Linked DNA regions of Mus musculus: region 1 is linked to region 2. A link is a loop called in an ENCODE intact Hi-C map of the cell type or tissue named here. Cell type or tissue: heart. All regions are shown on one strand. Links, peaks and the distances in the headings refer to the core of each region. The heading gives the core; the rest is flanking DNA.

Region 1 (10,596 bases), core at 1,010-9,009, 210 kb after region 2:
AGAGGAATCAGACCTCAGTTCTCACTTCCACATGTGCTTGATTCTCTAATGTCCCTGGAGGGGTACAACTTTCCAGAAGAGTGTGAGCTATGAAAATCAGGAGATCTGACTGTGCACCAGAACTTGGAGTGGCAGGACAGAGGGCTTCTTTCCTGAGACAGGGGGGAGGGAGACTTGGTGGCATTTCTTGGCAGGCAGGTTAGCATGGTTCCCTACTCGCCTGCCCGCCTGCCTGCCCATCCTATCTGCAGTGACAGGGCCACCATTTCTCACTTGGTAGATGATGACCAACTCAGAGTGAGCTCACCTAGGGTCTCCAGTGAATCACAGGAGCAAGCAGGAAAGGTCCTCTCTTAGAGCCGTCATCCCATCTCAGACCTTCCAGGCTCCTGGATCTTGTCTACAAAGCATTGCAATCACAGTGGATAGTTATTATCGAGCCCCCGAAAGACAGGATGAGCTTGAGGGTTTTTTTTTAAAGATTTATTTATTTATTTATTTATTATTATATGTAAGTACACTGTAGCTGTCTTCAGACACTCCAGAAGAGGGCGTCAGATCTTGTTACAGATGGTTGTGAGCCACCATGTGGTTGCTGGGATTTGAACTCCTGACCTTCGGAAGAGCAGTCGGGTACTCTTACCCACTGAGCCATCTCACCAGCCCCCGAGCTTGAGGGTTTTAAGCCATGCCTAAGAAACAGCTGCTCATGGTGGTTGGGCCTCCCCTTGAACGGGAGGGCATTGGGAGCAAGCTGGATCCTTGCTGTGGTGATGGTATGACTGGGGTGTAGCCTGAACTGGAGAATGCCTACTAGTGCTCCAGGCCACTTCCAGCTGAGGCACCGAGGAGGCCTTTTGGCTTCATACACTCCTGTCCCCACATATCTGTGATATTAGGGGTTTCTGGAAGGCTGTGACTTGGGAGACATCTCTACTAAGCTAAGGTGTGACAGGGCAGAGCATAGCACTAGGGAGGTCAGGGTCAGTTGATTCCTGTGTCTGCTTGGGTCAGCTACAGGGGTCTAAAAGAAAGAGGTGCTAACACTGAGATGGGCTCTGACAGCATTTGTTTGACCTGCCAGTCACCACGCTGCCCATCCCCATAGAGGACACTGAGAACCCTCATGGGCCATTGTGTATGCCAGGGCTCTCCCGCAGTGGAAGCAGTCATCATGGGCTCAGAGGCAAACTCAGGGGAGTAGTTCCCTTCAAAGCAGACTTTCCAGATAAATGCTCTCTAGCTGGGGCTCTTAAAGGCTTGACAGAATCTTCCTTCAACCACCCCTGTGTACTTGCAGAACCCTAGCAAGGCTCTGGTCTTGCTTAGAGTGAGTCCCCAAAGCCTGGGAATAGCATAGAGCTGGCAAGCCTATGTCAGAACCAAGATTTGGGGCACCTGAGCAAGCCTAAAGTGGCAGCTCGAGGAGATTTCCTTGAGAGGGTTCAGTGCTGTGGCCATGTGTGAAACCTAGTGAGTGCAGACATCTGCCCCTGGGATAGGTTAGGGGCACCCTAGACAACCTTCTGTGTAGCCCCTGTAGGGTCCCTCTTCACAAGCCTTTTAAAAATACAAGACTCCTGAAGGGGTGGTGAGGGGTGGGCTCCTTTTGCTCCAGCGCTGGCAGGAAGGCTCAGATAGGAGAGGGCTTCACCAGCTTTCAAGGATGGGCTGTCTTTCCTCTGTGTCACCCCCAACTGAGGCTGAGAGTAGCTGCCCCCCCCCCACTTTTTCCTCCAAGGGTTTTAGCCAAGAGCCTAACCTCCTAGATACACAGCCTCACAAGAATGCTGCCACACAGCAGCCATGGCTCCTTCCCTGTCTCGGTTTTGGGAGCCAGTCACAGCTACCCACTGCCTCTTGCCCAGGGCCACCTCCACTCACACCAGGAGCCTCTGACCCAGCTTCCCTGAGAAATCTGTCTCCCTGAGGCCTGCTTGTCAGTTGCTCAGGAAGAAATACCTAGCTTGAGGCCCCCCCCGGGGGGGGGTTACTGTCTTTGTCTCCCCTGGGAGTGGGAGAGTGGGTATAAAGAGATGCTCCTGTGCCTGTCCCCTGGGGGGTAGGGGGTACATCTGCTGCTCTGGTCAGGTTCAGCTCCATTGTTTGCTTCCTCAATTTAATCTGAAGTCCTGGGTGGCCCTGCTAGTGTCCAGGCCACAGCAGCCAACCCTGCCTTTAGGAAGCTTGTCTCAAATGTTCCTTAACACACCCAATATTGTCTCTTTCCTTGTCTTTGCAGCCCAATTCTGCTTTCCGACCACCACAAAAAGACTCCTCTTCAAACCTGGTAGCCAAGGCCCAGTCCTTGCCCTCAGAGCAGCCCATGGGGACCTTCAGTCCTCTGACCACCTCAGATACCAGCAGCCCCCAGAAGTCCCTCCGCACAGCTCCAGCCGCTGGTCCACTTCCAGGCCGGTCTTCTCCAGCAGGCTCCCCCCGTACCCGGCATGCTCAGATCAGCACCAGCAATCTCTACCTGCCCCAGGACCCCACAGTGGCCAAGGGGGCCCTGGGTGGCGAAGACACGGGCATTGTGACCCATGAACAGTTCAAGGCTGCGCTCAGGATGGTGGTGGACCAGGGTGACCCTCGGCTGCTGCTGGACAGCTACGTGAAGATTGGGGAGGGCTCCACGGGCATTGTGTGTCTGGCCCGGGAGAAGCACTCAGGTCGCCAGGTAGCAGTCAAGATGATGGACCTCAGGAAGCAGCAACGCAGGGAGCTGCTCTTTAATGAGGTGGGGACCTGGCGGGATGCCCGCAGGGCAGTAGAAGTGTTCAATGAGGCTTGCACGGCACGTGGGGCTGACTTGGCAGGAGAACAGGATGGCCTGACCATGGGATGCTGTGCTGGGTACTCAGGCTTCTCTCTGCCCTCAGGTGGTGATCATGCGTGACTACCAGCACCTCAACGTGGTGGAGATGTACAAGAGTTACCTGGTAGGAGAGGAGCTGTGGGTGTTGATGGAGTTCCTGCAGGGCGGGGCCCTCACAGACATCATCTCCCAAGTCAGGTGGGCATCTGAAAGGGCTGGGCAGAGGGAAGGCCACCCCACCACTGCTTAGACGTGGAGATCAGTTGCCTCTGGCCAATAGGACTGATCTTACTAGACTCCTGCCTATTTGGGGTAACTGAGACTCCATGGTCTTAGATTAAAAATGGGCAAGAAAAACGTGTACTCCGGGGTTGCAGCCTGCTGAGTCTGCAGCCTGGGAGTTGTAGTCCCTTTGCCCGGGACTCCTTCCTACCCAGCCCAGCCATGCTGACCACATGGCTCTCCCATGGTGGCTTGCCTTCCCTGTCCAGACTGAATGAGGAGCAGATTGCCACTGTGTGTGAAGCTGTGCTTCAGGCCTTGGCTTACCTGCACGCCCAGGGTGTCATCCACCGAGATATCAAGAGTGATTCCATCCTGCTGACCCTTGATGGCAGGGTAGGTCCTCCCTTTCCACGGCTCAGCTGCCCTCCCTGTTCTCTCTGGTGCCACTCCTCTTCCTGGTCTCTACCTACTTCCTTTTCAACTCCAGGTGAAGCTCTCAGACTTTGGGTTCTGTGCTCAGATCAGCAAAGATGTTCCCAAGAGAAAGTCCCTGGTAGGAACTCCATACTGGATGGCTCCTGAAGTGATCTCCAGATCCCTGTACGCTACTGAGGTAAGGGTTCCCTCCATCCCCAGCTCTCCAGGCTTCGGGCCACGTAGCTCCTCGGTCTTGCCCATGTTAAGTATTTCCACTATTAATGACCCCGGTTCTGAGGTCTCCACTTAATCAGTACCTACCCGCTGCCTTCCTTTTGAGACAGGGTCTCTCTGTGTCCTCCATTTCCTGGGACTCACTATGTAGAGCAGACTGGCCTCAAATTCACAGAAATATGCCTGCCCCTGCCTTCTAAATGCTGGGACTGAAGGTCTGCACCATTGCACCCTGACCTGCCTCCCCTTTTTGATGGAGTTACTCTCACCTGGACTTCACTATGCAGCAGGCCCTGCCACACACTGCTCTCTTCTGCACTTGCTTATGGCCAGTGTTCTCCATGAGGGGTGGTTTCTATGGTCACTGGCCACTCATACAAAAAGGGGCTGAACGTAGGGCATCGGACCAGGGGGTGAGGGAAGGAGGCAGCCACACTAGGGCACCTGGTAGGAGACAAGATACTCCATCCAACACACTGCCACCAAGAGCCAGACCCCAGCAGCAGAGTCAGGGCTATTCTCCCGCAGGTGGATATCTGGTCTCTGGGCATCATGGTGATTGAGATGGTGGATGGAGAACCCCCCTACTTCAGTGACTCCCCAGTGCAAGCCATGAAGAGGCTGCGGGACAGCGCCCCACCCAAGCTAAAGAACTCTTACAAGGTCAGTTATTGTGTTAGGTGTGAACTCCTCAACCTCATACCCCCAAGCCCATTTCTCCTGAGACAGGAGGACAGGGACCTGGAGCCATGGACTCAGAAGGATATATATATATATATATATCCACATATATGTTTTTGGTCTTTTTCCACATAAAACCTGTGCAGTCACATGTATGTACCAACCATCAGATTCATGCCAACAAATTCCCACCTGCAGCTGCAGCAGGAGAGCCACGACACAGCAGGCTCTTCGCCTATCCCTATGAGGAGGAAGAGGAGCCCTAGCTGTCTCCCAAGGAGGAATCCAGAGTACAAATCCTTCCATTCTACTTGTCTGGGGCCCATACCAACACAGTGCCATCACATGATTGGGCTTGTCCTCCTGTATGACACATCTCGATCATAGCTGAGCCACTGTTTGCGCCTTAGACCCAGTATCTATACTTATTATAATTAACTCTCTCCTGCCAAATAAATCCATTCCCCTGCTGCCAGATTGCCACAGGACAGACAGCTAAATGGTACTGCCACCTAGTGGCCAAAGCTAAAAAATGCCCCAGAGGATTGATGCCCGGTTTCTAACAGGCTCTAAGACAGCTTGGTCCCTGGAGACTGCCCTGCGAAGCCTGAGATGAGCAGGTCTCAAAGAGCACCCGTTAGTTAGTTAACTGCTCCAGGGGGGCAGCCTTCTGTAGCATTCCCCAGGCAGCCCGGTAGATGAGGAACTGGATCGCTGATGCCAGTTCCATGCCCCTTTCGCAGAGCTGCAGAGCCTGAAAGCCAAGAGCCCCGAGAAGCAGGCAGGGGGAGTGGGCCGTGTGTGGAACCCAGCCACCCAGACTTCCAGACATCCTCATCCCATTCATTGCTCTGCCGCTCTCATAACAGGTGAACTGGCCTCCTTCTCCTGCCTCCTAAGCCAATCATCAGTGCGCCTGGGAGGAACCAGAAAGTAAGAAAGCAGAGAAGATGAGGTGTGGAGCTAGTGGGGGCCCAGCAATCAGGCCGCCGAGAAGTGACTGCGAGCCATGGCTTCCCCTCACCCCCTCACGGTTCTGTTCCATAGGTCTCTCCAGTGCTGCGAGACTTCCTGGATCGGATGCTGGTACGGGAACCCCAAGAGCGAGCCACGGCCCAGGAGCTTCTGGATCACCCGTTTCTGCTGCAGACGGGGCTGCCTGAGTGTCTGGTGCCTCTGATACAGCTCTACCGCAAGCAGACCTCCACCTGCTGAGCCCGCACCCAGGGTGCACCTGCCACCTGTGCCCACAGGCAAAGGACACTGGACAGCCGTTCCATTGGCAAGGCCTACCCGCCTTGCCCTCTCAGTGTTCTCTCCAAAGATCGAATGTGAAGCTCCGCACCTTCCCTCCTGCCCTTTTGCCCGCTGGGCCAGGCCGGACCTGCCCCCCTTGGTTTCACTCCCCAGAGTCCCAGTTGCCTTTGGGATGACAGTGACCCCTTCTGCAGGTTTGGCCCTTTGTTATTTGCACAGGGATGTTTCTAAGAAACGCGGAGAGTGGTGCTCTTGGCCGCAAGCCAGCAAAGCCGACAGGCTGCTGCAGATTTTTAAAGGCAGTGTCCACAGTGACCTGGGGCAACCAAGAGGGTGCATGCTCCATCTCCACATGGACACTTGCTATTCTCAACTGAAGCTTCAAACCCTGGAGTCCCAGAGGGCCACGGGGAAGGATTTCGCTGCCTGAATCCTTCTTCCTCCTCTGGTCTGACTTCTGGAAGCCCCACTTGCACCTGTTTCCTGTCTGTTCCCTGGCACTGCCTCGCCCTAGAAAACCTCTACGGAACTGTGAATAGCCTGTGTGTAGACCATGAGAGCAGCCAGGGGGGAATCTTCTGAGAGAGAGTGGGGTTGGCAGTAAACGTGGTTCCATTGTCCAGGATGTAGAGAACATTCTCTCTCTCTCTCTCTCTCTCTCTCTCTCTCTCTGTGTGTGTGTGTGTGTGTGTGTGTGTGTGTGTGTGTAAACTTCCCCCAGTGGCCCAGGTCCTTCCAGTCACCCACAGAGAGCCTCAGAAGAGCTGTCCACCTCTTTTCTACCAAGCTCCATTCTGAAGGAATCTGCTTTTTGGACCTGGCTTTCTGCCTCTCAAGTCTCATGTTATTACCTAAACAGGGAAGGGGTGTGTGTATGTCAAGTCTAACACATGCTGGGGGCCCTCAAAGTTTCTGAGTTTCTCCCATACTGAGGCAGGAATAGTAAGGGAATAAACTTTGTTTTACCTGTCAGCAACTTCTTAGCGGCCAGATCAGGGACCCCTCCTTTTCAGAACCCTGGGCTGGGACAGAAAGGTGAACCACCTCCCGGAGGGGGTCCCTCATGCCGAGCGAGGGATGGGCACCTCCTCTGTGAGCCTGCTGCCCCAGCTGTCCTGTTGATACTTCCCTGCCTCCTTGACCTCCCTCCCTTCCCACCTTCCTGGCTGTTGTGAGACAGGGAATGCCAAGGAAGAACTCTAGTGTCTGGACCCGATCCAGATAATATTTTTAGACTCCTCTGTTCCCTGATGACCTGCATTAGGGCAAAAAAAAAAAAAAATTGCAAGGTCTTTTTTTTTTTTTTAAGGGTCAGAGTTTTAAAAAAACAAAAGCATCCTTCCCTAGACATTTTTGTGACTTGTTTGCACTTGTGCCTGTTTTAAATTAAACTAAATGTTCGAACCTTTGGGTTTTTCATTCTCTGGGATTGGAGCCAGGCTTTCTTGGAACTGGATGCCCTTGGAGTGGGTGCCTGGTAGGGCTCCTCTGTGGTTACTTGAATCCACAAATCACCCAGCTTCTTTGGCTTGGACACCTAGAATGAGGGCCGAGGAAGGAGGAGCCGGGACGTGGAAGGCCCTGGGGCTGGAAGAAAGGGCGAAGAAGGCTCTGGTCAGGGCCGAGGAGCCACCAGGCGGAGGTGTGGGGGAGGGCCCTAGCAACCCAAGGCCACAGAGACTGGCCTCATTCAAGGTTGGTTTCTCCCTTCTCCTGGTCTTCAGGCTGCCCATAGAAAGTTCCCCGAAAGCAGCCCATGTTCCTTTCTTAAAACTGAAGGACTCTGACATTTCAAAAGAGTAGGGAAGTGACCAGAGACTTGGGTTCTAGCCCTGGGGTTGGGAAGTGGCAAAAATATCTTTTAACTTTTACTCCGACAGTGATTCCAATCTTCCTTTTCTGAGCTCTATACTCAAAACAGTGCTCATTGAAACCACTTAACTTGGAGCAAGGAGCCAGCCCCAGCCCCAGCCCCAGCCCCAGCCCCAGGCCCAGCCCCAGCCCCAGCCCCAGCCCCAGCCCCAGCCCCAGCCCCAGCCCCAGCCCCAGCCCCCCCAGCCCCAGGCCCAGCCCCAGGCCCAGGCCCAGCCCCAGCCCCAGCCCCAGCCCCAGCCCCAGCCCCAGCCCCAGCCCCAGCCCCAGCCCCAGCCCCAGCCCCAGCCCCAGCCCCAGCCCCAGCCCCAGGCCCAGGCCCAGCCCCAGCCCCAGCCCCAGCCCCAGGCCCAGGCCCAGCCCCAGCCCCAGCCCCAGCCCCAGCCCCAGCCCCAGGCCCAGGCCCAGCCCCAGCCCCAGCCCCAGCCCCAGCCCCAGCCCCAGCCCCAGCAGCGGTTCATTGGTTCATTGAGAAGCAGCCCCCATGACTTGTAGAATGGCCATGGCCAGGGCTGATGAAGGTAGGAAGTACCTCCAAATCAAGTGTGTGCTTCCATCTTTTCAAAGGAAGCCAAGAGGCAGCAGTGAGCAGGAAGGCAAAGAGAGGCCAGGTCTCCAATGCAACAACACTGGGTTTATTAGCTGTGCCTCCCCTGCCAGTCTTTTTCAGCACATCGCTCCAAATGCATGTGCCAACGTCCTTCATACCCTTCCACACCAACCAGCGCTAAGTGCCAGTGGCTGGGGTGACTGACTCTTCACAACGACGATGATGACGACAATAACAGGAAAGGCAGAATATGCAGCAAAGTCTTTTCCTACTGCAGGAGGGGACGAGGGAGGACCACAGCCTCAGTATACCTAGAGCTAACAGGAAGTCCAGAGCGAGTGAAGTGTGCTGGAGTTCTGTACAGAGCCTGCTAAGGCTTAGCTAAGGCTAAGGGCAGACAACAAGGCCCACAACTCAGTTGAGATGGGAAAGATCTACAGTGTATCAGAAAAACCATTTTCAACCACCCATGTTCCAGCAACTCCACAGACCACAGACAAGAGCAATCATTTACCCAACAGAGACTGACCAAAGTGACGTTCCCACAGGGTACATATCAGTGACACTGGATGGTTGGCAGCACCCCTGACACAATGTGTGAGCCAAATGCCACGGTGCTTGTAAGCCAAAAAATTGTATCCTTACACCATTAAAAAAGTCACTAAAAGTAAACATAGTTGAAAATAGAATGTGAGGGACGAAGGGTCAGAGGAAAAACACTATTCACTTGGAGTGTCCCAGCCCTGACCTCCTCTGACTTTTCAGACACTGTGGTATACTGTTCGTCTGCCCCTCGGGGTGAGAAAAGGCAGGTGTATGTGTGCAGGTGTGTGGGACAGAGGCCAGGAGTGTCTGTGTGTGTCCGGGTGGGGTGGGGTGGCAGAGAGATCATCCCAGAATGAATAGCAACTGTCGTAAGACAACACAAATGGTCAGGTCAAGGCTCAGAAGTCATAAGGGTTGGCAGCTCCAGTTGTTCTAAAGACAGCAGGCGATCTTCCAACAGTAGCCTTAGCTTGCAAAATAACTTGGGGTTCTTGGTAAAGGGGTCTTTGCTGGGCTTCTGAGCACTTCTTACCACACCCAGTGCTGACTTTCCTTGTTCACTGTTCCTCACTTCATTGAAGTGAAGTGACTTCAAGTATCCGGATTTAATATTTTACAAGAGGAACACGCTTTATGGGTAAAAAGCACACAGAGGGAGAAGTTACACATCAATGATCTCCCGAAGAAAGCCAAGTCTGAGCTCCCGGGGCGCAGCGGGGAGAATGCAGAGGTGCCACTAGGGGGCAGCAAGGATCACGGTCCCAAATGTGGGCTGGCGCGCGGCCTCGGACGTTAGCGAGGGAGGGCAGGAACTGCGGAGCTCTCTGGCCCCTGCAAAAACTGGTTTCCGACTTCCTACGCTTCAACCGCAGACCCAGTTTCTGAGCACCAGCATTCTCTCTGGGAAGTTCTCTCAGAGATACTGGTGAGAAACCTTTCCACAAAGACGATCTTCCACAAAGATCAACGTCTTCAAAGACTTTATCGCAGACAAGTGAGGGACTTAAATGCTCACTCTTCGGGGTTCACAACTAGAAACCCGAGGTACTATCACGGCCAGAAAACCTTCACTGCTTTGAAGCAGGAGTTTTTACCCCACCCTGCTGGTACAGATTTTCCACCAGGAGTTAGCACTGACACTGGGGTCGTAGAGCATGCAATCTGTCAAACTCCTTTCTTCGCCTTCTCTCTGAGGAGGTACAGTGTTGGAGGGCAGGGGCGGAGATGGAGAGGACAAAAGACTTCGCGGGGAGGGGGCCTAACTACTTCTCCACAGTTGCCTCTGACTCACTAATCTGCCCAGTAATAAAAGCTGGAAGCTGGGCTGGGCCAGCATCCCACGCGGTGGGGCCCAGGCAGGGGTCTTTGGTCTTGATCTAGCATCCATCATCTGCCCTGCCCTCCATTAACAGCCCAGCAAGAAGCAGGAGACGTTTAGCAGCCCCCTCCTATGCTCTCTCGGGAGTTTGATGTAATTTAGACCGGGACCTGCAGTTCGTGTGGGCTCTCGACTCCCGCGCCCGTCGCCGTTTAACGTGGCAAACACTACAGTCAATTATCCCCCTCGCTGAGGTGCTATTTAAAGAGACGTTGTCAGGTTCTTAAGCCTCGGATCAGACCTGCTGCTTTCTGCTTCATACACAAAGGCTCAAAACACGAGTTCTTTTGAGGGTTGGGAGAAATACAATTAAGCAAAAATCCTTCCTAGCTGTTCCACCCTCTTGGAGCACCCACGTGTGGAATGGGGGAGCTGGGAGGAAGGAGGGGGTGGGGTGCTATGTCCTTTCCATTTCAGGCCTCTGGGACTAAGTGGAAATATAAGTAAGGCTGGGCCAGGAGAAGGGAAAACATTGATCCTCAAAGATGAAATTCAAACGCAATCATTTGGGGGGTCAAGCAGGCCCAGAAGCCAAGAGTTAGTAGGGGCTTGGGGAAGCAGTGACCCACCAGTATCAATGAAGTTAGATCCCATAGTCTTGACTGAGACAGAGTCAAA
Region 2 (10,596 bases), core at 1,632-9,631:
ACAAAAGCAGTTTTTATTTGAGGCAAGGAGAAATCTGACCCAAAGGATTACAGTTCTAAGCACTCACAACTTAACTGTTAGTGGCATTCCTTGGGCTATATAAATCTTGCTCCTCTTTGATTGGAAAAGGTGCTTGTGTTGAATGTCCTCCAGTTGGGTAAGAAGAAAGACCAAGAAAGGCTGGAAGAAACAGCTTAGCTACTGACAAAGCTCTCCAGATCTTACGTTCAACTAACACATCCTTGCTGTCTGATCTGCAAGGCACCACCCAGTGCAGGCAGGGGCCATGTAACACTTAAAAGGACAGATGCGGGCAGGCCATGTGACAAAAGGACAGACGAGGCAGGAAGAACAGGTGCACATTGCTTGGGGAGGAGCAGGCATCAGAGCTTCAGACTCCTGTGTGGAAGAGGTCATCCTTGTATTTGTCACAGCTCCTCAAGGCGCACACCCTCCATCCAGTTCCTGTTGGGGCTGAGTAGATTAGTCTCATCATTGACGCTCAGCTGGAAGTCAAAGACCTTTAAGCTCTCAACAATGTGTGCGGGTGTCACAGACTTGGGGATTGACACCAAGTTCTTTTTTGGGAGGAACCAGGTAGCCCCCGGGTTGTAGTTTCATTCTTGGCTGCAGTTGCCTTGGTCTTGGGATCCTCCAGGAAAGAAGGCTCTTCAGGCTTGGCCCAGGGCCTGTCAGGAGAACCAAGGGGACTATACGAGGTCACCCCAATGCCTCTTGGACTGGCAGTACCGAGTCCATTTCTCCTGAGTTAGGTGTGAGTAGCACTCAGTCTGATGAACCACAGGTTTCTATGTTAAGCCAGGTTTGGCTGAGATCCTCTTGATCTGAAGAGGGTTGAAGTCAGAGACACCGATTGCTTTCACCAAACCTTCATGCTCTAGGTGATCCGTGGCTGTCCGAGTGGTCCCCCAAATCAGTGTCACTGAAAATCATGTTTCCTGATGCATCCACAGGAAATAGTCAGGCCCAGGCTTGAAGCCTGCTGGCCAGTGAACAAGGCAGAGGTCCAGGCAGTAGAGTGGCAGGTCGCCGAGTGTCTTCTGGCAGGCTCCTTTCACCATGTCCCTGTCATGCACCGTACACCACAGCTTGCTGATGATGAAGAACTGGTGTGCCCTACCTGTTCCTTGAGTATCTCCTGGAAGACCACTCCCACTGCTTTCTCATTCTGGTGCACTGGGCACAGTCAGGGTGACGGTACCCAATGTCAATAGCAACCTGCACAGCCCTAGTCACTTGGCCAGGAGGATGTCCGGGTACCCAGACCCAGAGCTGGCCATGACTGCGGCATGTTACACACCCTAGCCAACAACTGTGATCCTGCCTTCTTAGGAGGAACACATGAAAGTATGATCAGAAACCTAGGCGTGGGCTGGAGAGATGGCTCAGCAGGTAAGAACACCTGTTGCTGTTGCAGAGGACCCAGGTTCAATTCCCTGCTCCCAGATGACAGTTCACGACTGCCAGTTCCAGGGATCCAATATCCTCTTCTGGTTTCTGAGGACCCCAGGCACGCATATAATACATAGACGCGCATGCAGGCAAAATACTTATACACCAAGACAAAAATAAATCCCTTTTTAAAAAAATGTAGGAGCCTAGTCATGAGCTGAGTGTGGCACACATGCCTGGAAGCGCTGCACTCTGGAGATGGAGGTGGGTGGGAGTTGCTGTTTTAGAGCCAGCAAATACCCGGAATAGCAAAACCCAGGCTCAAAAACAAAACAAAAATAGAGAGTGACCACTTCTGACTTGGCAAATTTGTGTCTCGTGTCCACCTGTCGGTGTCTGTAGACAAATGACTGGAACCTTGATATGGTGAATTATTTAATAAAAGGAAATGATGGTCATGGTTTTTGTTAAAATCTTCGTCATATCTTTTTGTCAAAATTATCATCACTAAGGGAACTGGGTAGATGTAACAACTCATTCAGAGGCAAATAGCAGACACATTTATAAACCAGGAATTCAGAAATGAGTTTGTAAGAGAGTTGCCCCTCCTCTCAACAGAGTTTGTCTGTCCAGGCATAAGAATCTCCGGGACTGCCTGCCATGTGGTCCTTCTCAGCCAAATGAAACGACAGGCTAGAACCAGCCAGCCCTGAGCAATGTCGACAGGAATGCTTTCCCTTGGAAAAAATACACCTATTCTTGTTCTGCTTTGGATTTAAAAAAAAATTTCAAAACTGTATATATATGTAACTATACGCACACACACACACACACACACACACACACACACACGCACACACGCACACACGCACACACACACCTTGAGAGACAAGTTACTTTTTTTTCTTATGAGTTTCTTCTCTGAAAAGCAGGATAGTATTGAAGGTACCCCGTAGCTGCCTAAAGGCCAACTGGTTGGCAGACGTACAGCCAGCCCATCACCAGCTGCCATTTTCTTTCAGATTGCTCTACCAGAGCAGAACATCTGCCCCACCCAACAAAGTGTGGTGTGACCATCTCAAGATGCAGGTCACTGCTAGCCAATAACGGCCAAAGGAAGCCACCGAAGAGATCACAAATCAACCAAGATTGGCAGGTTGGCCAAAGCTCAGGGTCTACTTTGGGTTTTGTATTCCTCTGCATGGATCTTGTTTGTTTGATCACATGCATGGTTTTCTGGGGGAACCAGGAATGGAGACAGGCTCTTAAGTAGCTCAAGCCAGCCTGGAGCTCCCTAGTGTGGAGGATGACCTTGAACTTCTGACCCTCCTGCTTCCACCTCCTGAATACACGCCCAGTTTTATGCAAAGCTGGGAATCAAACCTAGCACTTTACAGTCTGAGCTACATTTCTAGCTTCCTTTCCTTAGGTTCACTCTTTCTCTTCCCTACTAACCAACCCACCAACCCACTGTGTGTGTGTGTGTGTGTGTGTGTGTGTGTGTGTGTGTGTACACTAGTGTGGTGTAAGGTGAGGATTGTTTGTTTTCTTTGAATTTCTTTCACTTTCATCTTCGTTCCTGTCCATTATTTTGTTTATTCCACCTTTACTTGAATCTATAAGCACCTTAATTTTCTCAGCTACAAAATGGGGGTGTCAGGAACCATGGAAGCGCCTGCCTCCCTGGAGAAGAGTGCATGGTCTATCAGATCATGCACCGTTATGGCTCCAGTCAACCAGGCTGGAGGTGGCTGCTCTGGTTTCCCACCTGTAAAACAGAAGCACCGAGACTCACAGATGCTGTGCCTTACAGGGACTGTCCTCTGAGCCAGGGGGACTGTTTTCAGTTGTCTGAGTAGATCTAGGTTTCCGAGCTGCCTCACCCAGGATCAGTGAACTGAATTTAAAGTGAGCTGAAGATAAAGTGGGTGACTGAAAGGAAGTATGGAATGACACAGGGCTGGGCTGGACTCAGGGTGACAGAGGAAGTCCCAAGATCTGGAGACCTAGTGGGTCAGTGGGAAGAGATTAGCTCTAGTGAGGAAGGCACCCCAGGGAAAGCCAGTGGGAAAAAAGAGTGTGTTCGGAAGCCTGAGTGTTCCTACGAAGAGTAACCACACTGGCATGTTGGCACACACTCTGAACGCTGCTACTCAAAGCTGCTAATTCCTACTCTTCTCTCCAGTCAGTAAGTGTTGGTTGTATACATGTGGGAGACTCCCTAACTCTGGGGACTCATTGCCACCCTGCCCTCTCCCTCAGAATGGAGTGATACATTTTAATCCTGCCCCCAGTACCCTACAGAGACCATGTGAACAGCTTCCACTTGGGGCCAGAGAGTCTGGGGTTGCCCTGGTCCCTCATTTTTGTGTGAAACCTGGGTACATTATTTATGGGGATCATTTCCTACCCCAAAGGGTTGACTACCAGATGCACAGAGATAATTCCACCATCCCATAGGGGCTTACACTAATTCCTAAAGTCACTTCCACATCCGAGAACTGAGAGGGCATGGTTTCACGTGCCTGCAATCCCAGCACTGCAGAAGCAGAGGAAGATAGATGCTAGTTGGAGCCACTTTGATCTAGCTAGTGAGTTCCAGGTTAACAAGAGCTATATAGCCAGACGCTTTCGGAAGTTCAGTACCTGTCCCCGAAGCCCCTCCGAGGTTTAGGAAGTCTCTAGAGCCTCCAGACGCATGCCATTAGCACCGCCCTTCTTGCTCCCTTAGACAAAGCTGAGGAGGCCCCAGTGTCTTCCAGCACCCCTCTCCCAGCTCAGTCTCCCAGGGACCCACCTGCAGTACTCCTCCCAGCCAGCAGGGGACGGCATAGCATCAATGGACAGGTGCAGCGGTAGGCGCCCAGGATCTCCTAGAGCTTGGATAATAATTTACCGTAGACAGACAAGAATATCCTAGATTGTGGGCTTTATCTTTAAAATATGCTTCAGGAGGGAGCTTGGCTTTCTGTGGACCGTGGAATTATCCATTCGCTGTACAGGGACTAACCAGGCACCCTATGGTGCAAAGCACTCACTGTGTGGATATCCAAAACAGACCTGTTTCTGTTAGAGGGACTAATTTCATTGAACAGCTTAGCACGTGTTTACTGAGACGTTACTAAGTGCCAGGCTCATTTCTAGGCCCTTCCCTGTGTTCTTTCGAGTCCTCCTAACAGTCCTGAGATTTGAATATTTCGTGCCCACTGTCACTAAAGTACCAAGAAAGGGATTAAACGACACCAAGAGGAAGTAGGGACTGGACCTTTAGGGCCCGGTGTATAATGTCCCTGTGTCAGGAAGAGTATATGGATGGTTCCAGGATGGAACACACACCAGGGACTGGGCCTTTCAGACATCCACGGAGTCGGCCATAAAGATGGCAGAAGGGAAAGAAGAGAGAAAACTGACCAGCTCTGGTACCTCACTCTCTTCCTGTCATCTTCCCTCTCTCTGGGTCTAGACCTGCATTCCAAGGCCCTGTTCTCCCTTACACTCCAAGGGAAAAAGAAAATCCTGTCTTCAGAATCATCAAATCCTTAAATTCTAGGCTCCACACAGCACTTTCTAGTTGTGTTTCCAAAAGAAAGTCACTTTTTAAAGAAGAATTTTCTGTGTGTGTTTATGAGTGTTTGTCCTGCAGGTAAGTCTGTGTAACACACATGCAGCGCCCACAGAGGCCAGAAGAGGGCATCAGATCCCTAGAACTGGAGTCACAGATGGTTGTCAGCTGCTGTGTAGATGCTGGGAATAGAATCTGGGTCTTCTGGAAGAGCTAAGAGTGATCTTAAGCGACAAGTGATCTCTCCATCCCACGAAAGCCACTTTTATTTCTAAGAACTTCCATCTCAACTGGAAATGGGAAGGTCTTCCTCACTAGGGTGAGTTAAATGAGACCTGTACAGAGACATCCCACAAACGAAACCCAGAGAAGCCAGCTGTCAGTGTTCTCACACACTCCTACTCAAACAGTACCCAGAGCACAACTAATTGGTCCTCCCAAGACCCACCCCTCCCCCTACAGAAACGGTTACCTCACCTCACCTCTGTGCCTGTAAGCTACCTCACCTGACCCATTCATCATATGTCTCACACACACCCCGCCCGCCACTTTTTTAAAAAAATTTTTTATTGTAGCTCATGCTTGTAGGGATCAGAGGAAAACCGAGTGAAACCCTGACTGAATGAGTAATGCTGACGTGGGGTTAGCCACTCAAGGATTATAGCCTCAGACCCATGGAAAAACAGCAAAGTCTCCATCTCCTGCCAGGGTGGGGCTCAGAGGGAACCCGGAAAAGCCTTCTCTTCTGATCCATGTGTGGATGTAGACAGAGTGTACAGAAATGTCTGTCATAGCTTTATCCCACCAACACTGCCATGTTTAGGGACTAAAGAATACTCCCCTAGAGACTGTACCTACCACATTAGCCAAACCTTGATCCAGTATACCTTAATCTTGCCTCCCTGTTTATCTGTCTGTATTAACATCTCTCCTTGTTCAGCTGTATACGGTAACTCCCCCTTCCTCTTCAAGTCTATATAATAAACACTCAGCTTCCAGGATGCTGTGGTTTCTCCATCCAAGAGCCTAGTCCACCCAGTCCCAGCTTCCTGTATGGTATGTCTGTGTGTCTGTCCTTTCTTCATTCCCTTGCTGTCCACCTCAGGTCAAGCTCCAAGGACTCAACACATGCTTGTCTTGAACATCATTCCCCTGCCTCTGCATTCTGAGTGCTGGGGTTACAGGAGTGCTCTGCCGAAATGTTGAGTGAAGGCTAGATTTTAATGTGGCACTTCAGATGCCAGAGACTGCACCCCATAAACATCCCCTGGTTCCGTGTGCCTTGTGCAGAGGTGGGGGTGGGGCAGCACTATTGCAGGGTGGACCACGCACTGTACAAAAGGAAACGGAGGACAAGCCAGGGATGCCTGGTTGTTATGCAAGCAGCCCCATCCAGAGTGCTATGTGAAGGCTCTTGTTCCCCTCCTGGCCTTTTTCTCCCTCCACTGTTAGTGGGTGGGAGTCGGAGTTCTCTATTTATGATGATTAGGGGTACCAAGTTCGTTTGTTTGTTTTCAAGACAGGGTCTTACTGCACAGCTCTGGCTGTCCTGGAATTCATTATGCAGAATAAGATGGCTTGAAACTCACAAGAGATCTAACTGCCTCTGCCTCTTGAGTGCTGAGATTAAAGGTGTGTGACACCATGCCTAAGTGTCCCAAGTTTAAACTTTCCAGCTTGGAAGTAAATGACCAGGAAATAATACAGTGAGGATTCCAGCAGAGATCGCCTCCCCAGGCATCCTAACTCCCAAAGTGAGAGATACTCTCCTGTTATCACTCAATCTCCATCGACGAAGGAGCCACTCTACCACTCTGGGAGGTGAACAAGGGAAACAGACACAGAAGCAGACCACCCATCTGATGGGGCAGTTATGTCAATGGATCATGAACAAGTTGAGTCACAAGATGGAACCAGGAAGGCAAAGGCCCCTGAAGATCTTTCTAGTCTGACCTTCTAGTTATTCTTTTGGTGGTGGTGGTGGGGGCGCAGAGGTTGGTTAGCTTGGTTTGTGTTTGTTCTGTCTGTTTTGCTTTATTTTGTTTTGTTTTGTTTTGAGACAGGGTCTCACTAGGCAGCCCTGGCTGTCCTGGAACTCACTCTGTAGACCAAGCTGGCTCTAAACTCAAGAGATCCGTACCTGCCTCTGCCTCCCAAGTGCTGGGATTGAAGCTGTGGACCACTTTCACAGCTTCCTCCTTATTCTTAAGAAAACAGAATGGGATAAGGAAGGGAAAGCAGACACTGGGAGCTCGGTCACAGGTAATTCCTACCCACGAATCCCCACCTTCTTAAAGTAGGCAGGATGGAGGCTTAGACACCTTTCCATTACCCAAGGGTGTCTCCTGGCAGGTGGGCTTGCATGTCAGCCTCGGCCATCACTGGGAAGGGGAAGAGTAAGTTGCAGGCCTCACACCCCAGGCGCCAGGCCACAGATTAGAGGCAGCTTCCTGCTTGGCTCTTGTCCAAGGCCATTTCACAATTGCGGGAAGAGTGCCGGGTTGAGAGTACCAGGTTACTGCTCTCTCCACCCCCACTCCAGCCCTCCTAACCACCCCCCCTGCCCCACCCCGGTAGGGAGTACGAGCCAGGCCCTGCTGCAGGTTCAGAGGCTGAAAACATTTGCTGACCCTCAGAGTGGGATGGAGGTGGCCATGCTCGGCCACCTCGCTCCCTCCTCCCTCACTGACCACCTGCAAACACTTACACAGCAGAGATCCTTTTAAGGGTGGAGTGGTCAGCTCAGGTCATTCCCATAGCAACTCTAATGCTGAGTCAGAGGGGGCCTGGAAGGCCAGGGGGCCACAAGAGCCACAAGAAACAAGGTCATGGTCAGCTTCCCATTAGGAGACCAAGTGCCTGGAAGACAGCATGTTCCACAGAAGAGCACAGTGCTTCATTTCAACATGCCAGTGTCTGAGGCAAACTGGCTCTGCTGACTAAATTCAGACAGGAACCGAGAGAGACACAGAACGTGTGCTCAGGAGTCATTGTACCGGTCACTTATATGGCCAGTTCTGACTGGTTTGAAGTAAGGAGGTAGTGGTAAGGGACCCAGAGTCTCCTGTCTGTCAGTCTTCAGGAAGAGACAGAACAAACCTGGGTGAAATGTCAAACCACAAGACAAGGCAGGGGGAGGCAGGGCCCACACTGGCATGCTACACGGTCAAGGAGAGCCAGTGAACACACACACACACACACACACACACACACACACACACACAGAGAGAGAGAGAGAGAGAGCGAGAGAGAGAGAAAGAGAGAGAGAGAGTCTGTGTGCAGACCTCGGGAAGAATGAACCTGAGGAAGACAAACAGAGAATGGAAGACAGTCAGGTGCAGAGAAGACAAAAGAAATCTTTCACACTAGGCAAGGAGACAGGACTGAGTGAGCACATTTGGGGACAGGGACCTGCTTCCCCAAGGGAGCTGGTAAGTCTTAAGAGCATAAGCAGCTTCTTCACTGAGACTTTCCGTGTGTGTGTGTGTGTGTGTGTGTGTGTGTGTGTGTGTGTGTGTGTGTGTCAAGGCCAGGGAGACCAGTCTCTCCATTGCAGGAAGTGCTCTGACAACAGGAAGCAGCTGCATCAGGCTCCAGGGTCCTACTAATGTCTCTCACTCGCCTACACTGACTGCTGTCCCCCCCACCCCCATCCCTCCCCCCACAGAACAAACTGTTCTATGAGAAACTCTGGGGACAGAGGGTTCACACCTGCTCCGAGGTCTGTTGGGGGCAAGTCCTCAGGAGCCAAGGCTGAGAGCCCAGTAGAGCCCGTGGCTCTGCACAGCTTTTCTCTGCCCCTACCTCCTCCCACCCCAGACCCAGCTACTGTCCACTGGGGCAACGAAGCCCAGAACATTAGCTCTGGAAAACGGGAAGGGTCTCTTCAGTAACAACTCATCCTGGGACTTTCAATGATGTCTCCAAAGTAGGCCCTAGACTCCAGGCCTCAGCCTCTGGAGTGGGGCTGCTCAGCTGTGAGAAAGAATTGAACACTGAGTTCTAAGCTCCACTCTCATTAATCAGTCCCATGATATTGGACCAGTCACTTCCTGTCTGGCTCCTGTTTCTTCCTCTACAACATGAGAGATGGAAATTGATGGATTCTAGGGTCCCTTTCAGTTTTAAATTGTGCAGCTTGGATGTTCTAAAGCTATTTCAGGGTGCTCAAAGGGACTGGAGCTAGGACAGCTAAGGGTAAGACTCCAGCTAAGGTCCATGTAGAGTAGAAATGGCCTCAAGGGGCTAAGAGCCCTCACTACTTTTGGGCTTAAGAGCCATTACTACGCTTGCAGAGGACCTGAGTTCAGTTCCCCGCACCCACATCACATCAGGTGGCTCACAGCTGTCTATAGCTCCAGCTCCAGGGAATCTGACACCTCCAGAACCCCACAGGCAGCTGCAGTCACATGCATATAACCACACACATAGACACAAATGTGTTATATAATTTAACATATTTTTTAGAAAGTTAGAAAGTAAGAAACTCAATTCAGAACTTCATATCGTCACTTAAAGACAAAGATTATCAGGGGAGTTGGCAATACTTGTAATCTCAGCTCTTAGAACACTAAGGCAGGAAGATTTCTTTGAGTCTGAGGCTGGTCTGGGCTGCACAGTGAATACCAGGACATCCTAGAATAAAGTGTGAGATCCTGTCTCAAAAAAAAAATATATATATATGGCAAGCATGATGGTGCACATCTATAATATGAGCCCTGACTACTCTTGAAGACAGTACATATATAATTCCAGCACTTTGGAGGCCAGAAGCAGGAAGATCAGGAATTCAAGGTCAGCCTTAGCTATGTCATGAGTTCAAATTCAGGCTGGGCTGAACAAGACCATGTCTTCAAAAATAAAATAAAACAGAAAAGAGAGACAGAGACTAAAACCGACATGGGCCTCTTGACTTGAGAATTTCTCTCAAGAAGAGTAAATTAGGAGGGGGCCAGCAAGACAGCCCAACAGGTAAAGGCACTTGCCACCTGAGCCTGGCAGCCAGGATTCCATCCTCAGAATCCATGGAAAGGTGCAAGAGGAGAACTGACTCTGCAAGGTTGTCCTCTGATCACAAATGGTTGCTATGACATGCGTACCCCCCACACACATAATACACATGCACACACAGTGATAAATTAAATAATTCGATAGTAAAAAAAGAACTACCTGGGCACATAGTAGCACAGGGCTGTGACCCAAGTATTTGAGGCTAAGGCAGGAGGATCATTGTGAATTTGAAACTACTCTAGGCTCTATTGTGCGTTAAGCCCAGCCTGAAATATATAGCAACACTTTGTTTGTTTATTTGTTTGTTTGTTTTTTAAAAAGAAAGATGGAAGAGGCAGAGAGAGAGAGAGAGAGAGAGAGAGAAGGGAGGGAGGGAGGGAAAGAGGAAGGAAGGAAGGAAGGAAGGAAGGAAGGAAGGAAGGAAGGAAGGAAGGAAGGAAGGAAGGAAGGAAGGAAGGAAGGAAGGAAGGAAGGAAAGAACAAGCTGTAGTTTTACTGAAAAATTCCAAGCTCTTGGTATAGAGGAGCCGGGAGGCTTCCGGATGCTGGATGTTCTTAGTCACACACACAGGACTGGGAAATGGGGGAGATCTGAGGGAGGGTCACACTGG

The links. A loop is a pair of places that touch in the nucleus more often than their neighbours do. Peaks named below come from ENCODE experiments on the same cell type or tissue, not always from the same donor. Only the 100,000 strongest peaks of a DNase experiment are listed, where the experiment ranks them.
Region 1: it touches region 2 in a loop (5-fold over the local background); 10 of 42 quality-filtered maps call a loop at or near these places.

The regions. Positions count from the first base shown.
Region 1 is chr2:118,690,985-118,701,580 of GRCm38, forward strand. Pak6 (p21 (RAC1) activated kinase 6) reads left to right here. Exons shown (of 11, transcript NM_001033254.3): 6 at 2,243-2,740; 7 at 2,883-3,016; 8 at 3,310-3,436; 9 at 3,531-3,656; 10 at 4,223-4,357; 11 at 5,423-7,036. The coding sequence ends at 5,590. It overlaps Ankrd63 (ankyrin repeat domain 63), which reads right to left. Exons shown (of 1, transcript NM_001081971.1): 1 at 8,119-10,596. Among named protein-coding and RNA genes, the nearest start is that of Ankrd63, 7.7 kb to the right of the region's middle. In heart, for the core only: a CTCF peak has its summit at 4,902 (motif pointing left); a DNase peak (open chromatin) is centred at 5,487; H3K27ac peaks cover 208 bases; H3K27me3 peaks cover 6,411 bases.
Region 2 is chr2:118,482,909-118,493,504 of GRCm38, forward strand. It overlaps the pseudogene Gm13983. Among named protein-coding and RNA genes, the nearest start is that of Srp14, 8.5 kb to the left of the region's middle. In heart, for the core only: a CTCF peak has its summit at 5,095 (motif pointing right); DNase peaks (open chromatin) are centred at 4,233, 7,443 and 8,553; H3K27ac peaks cover 2,983 bases.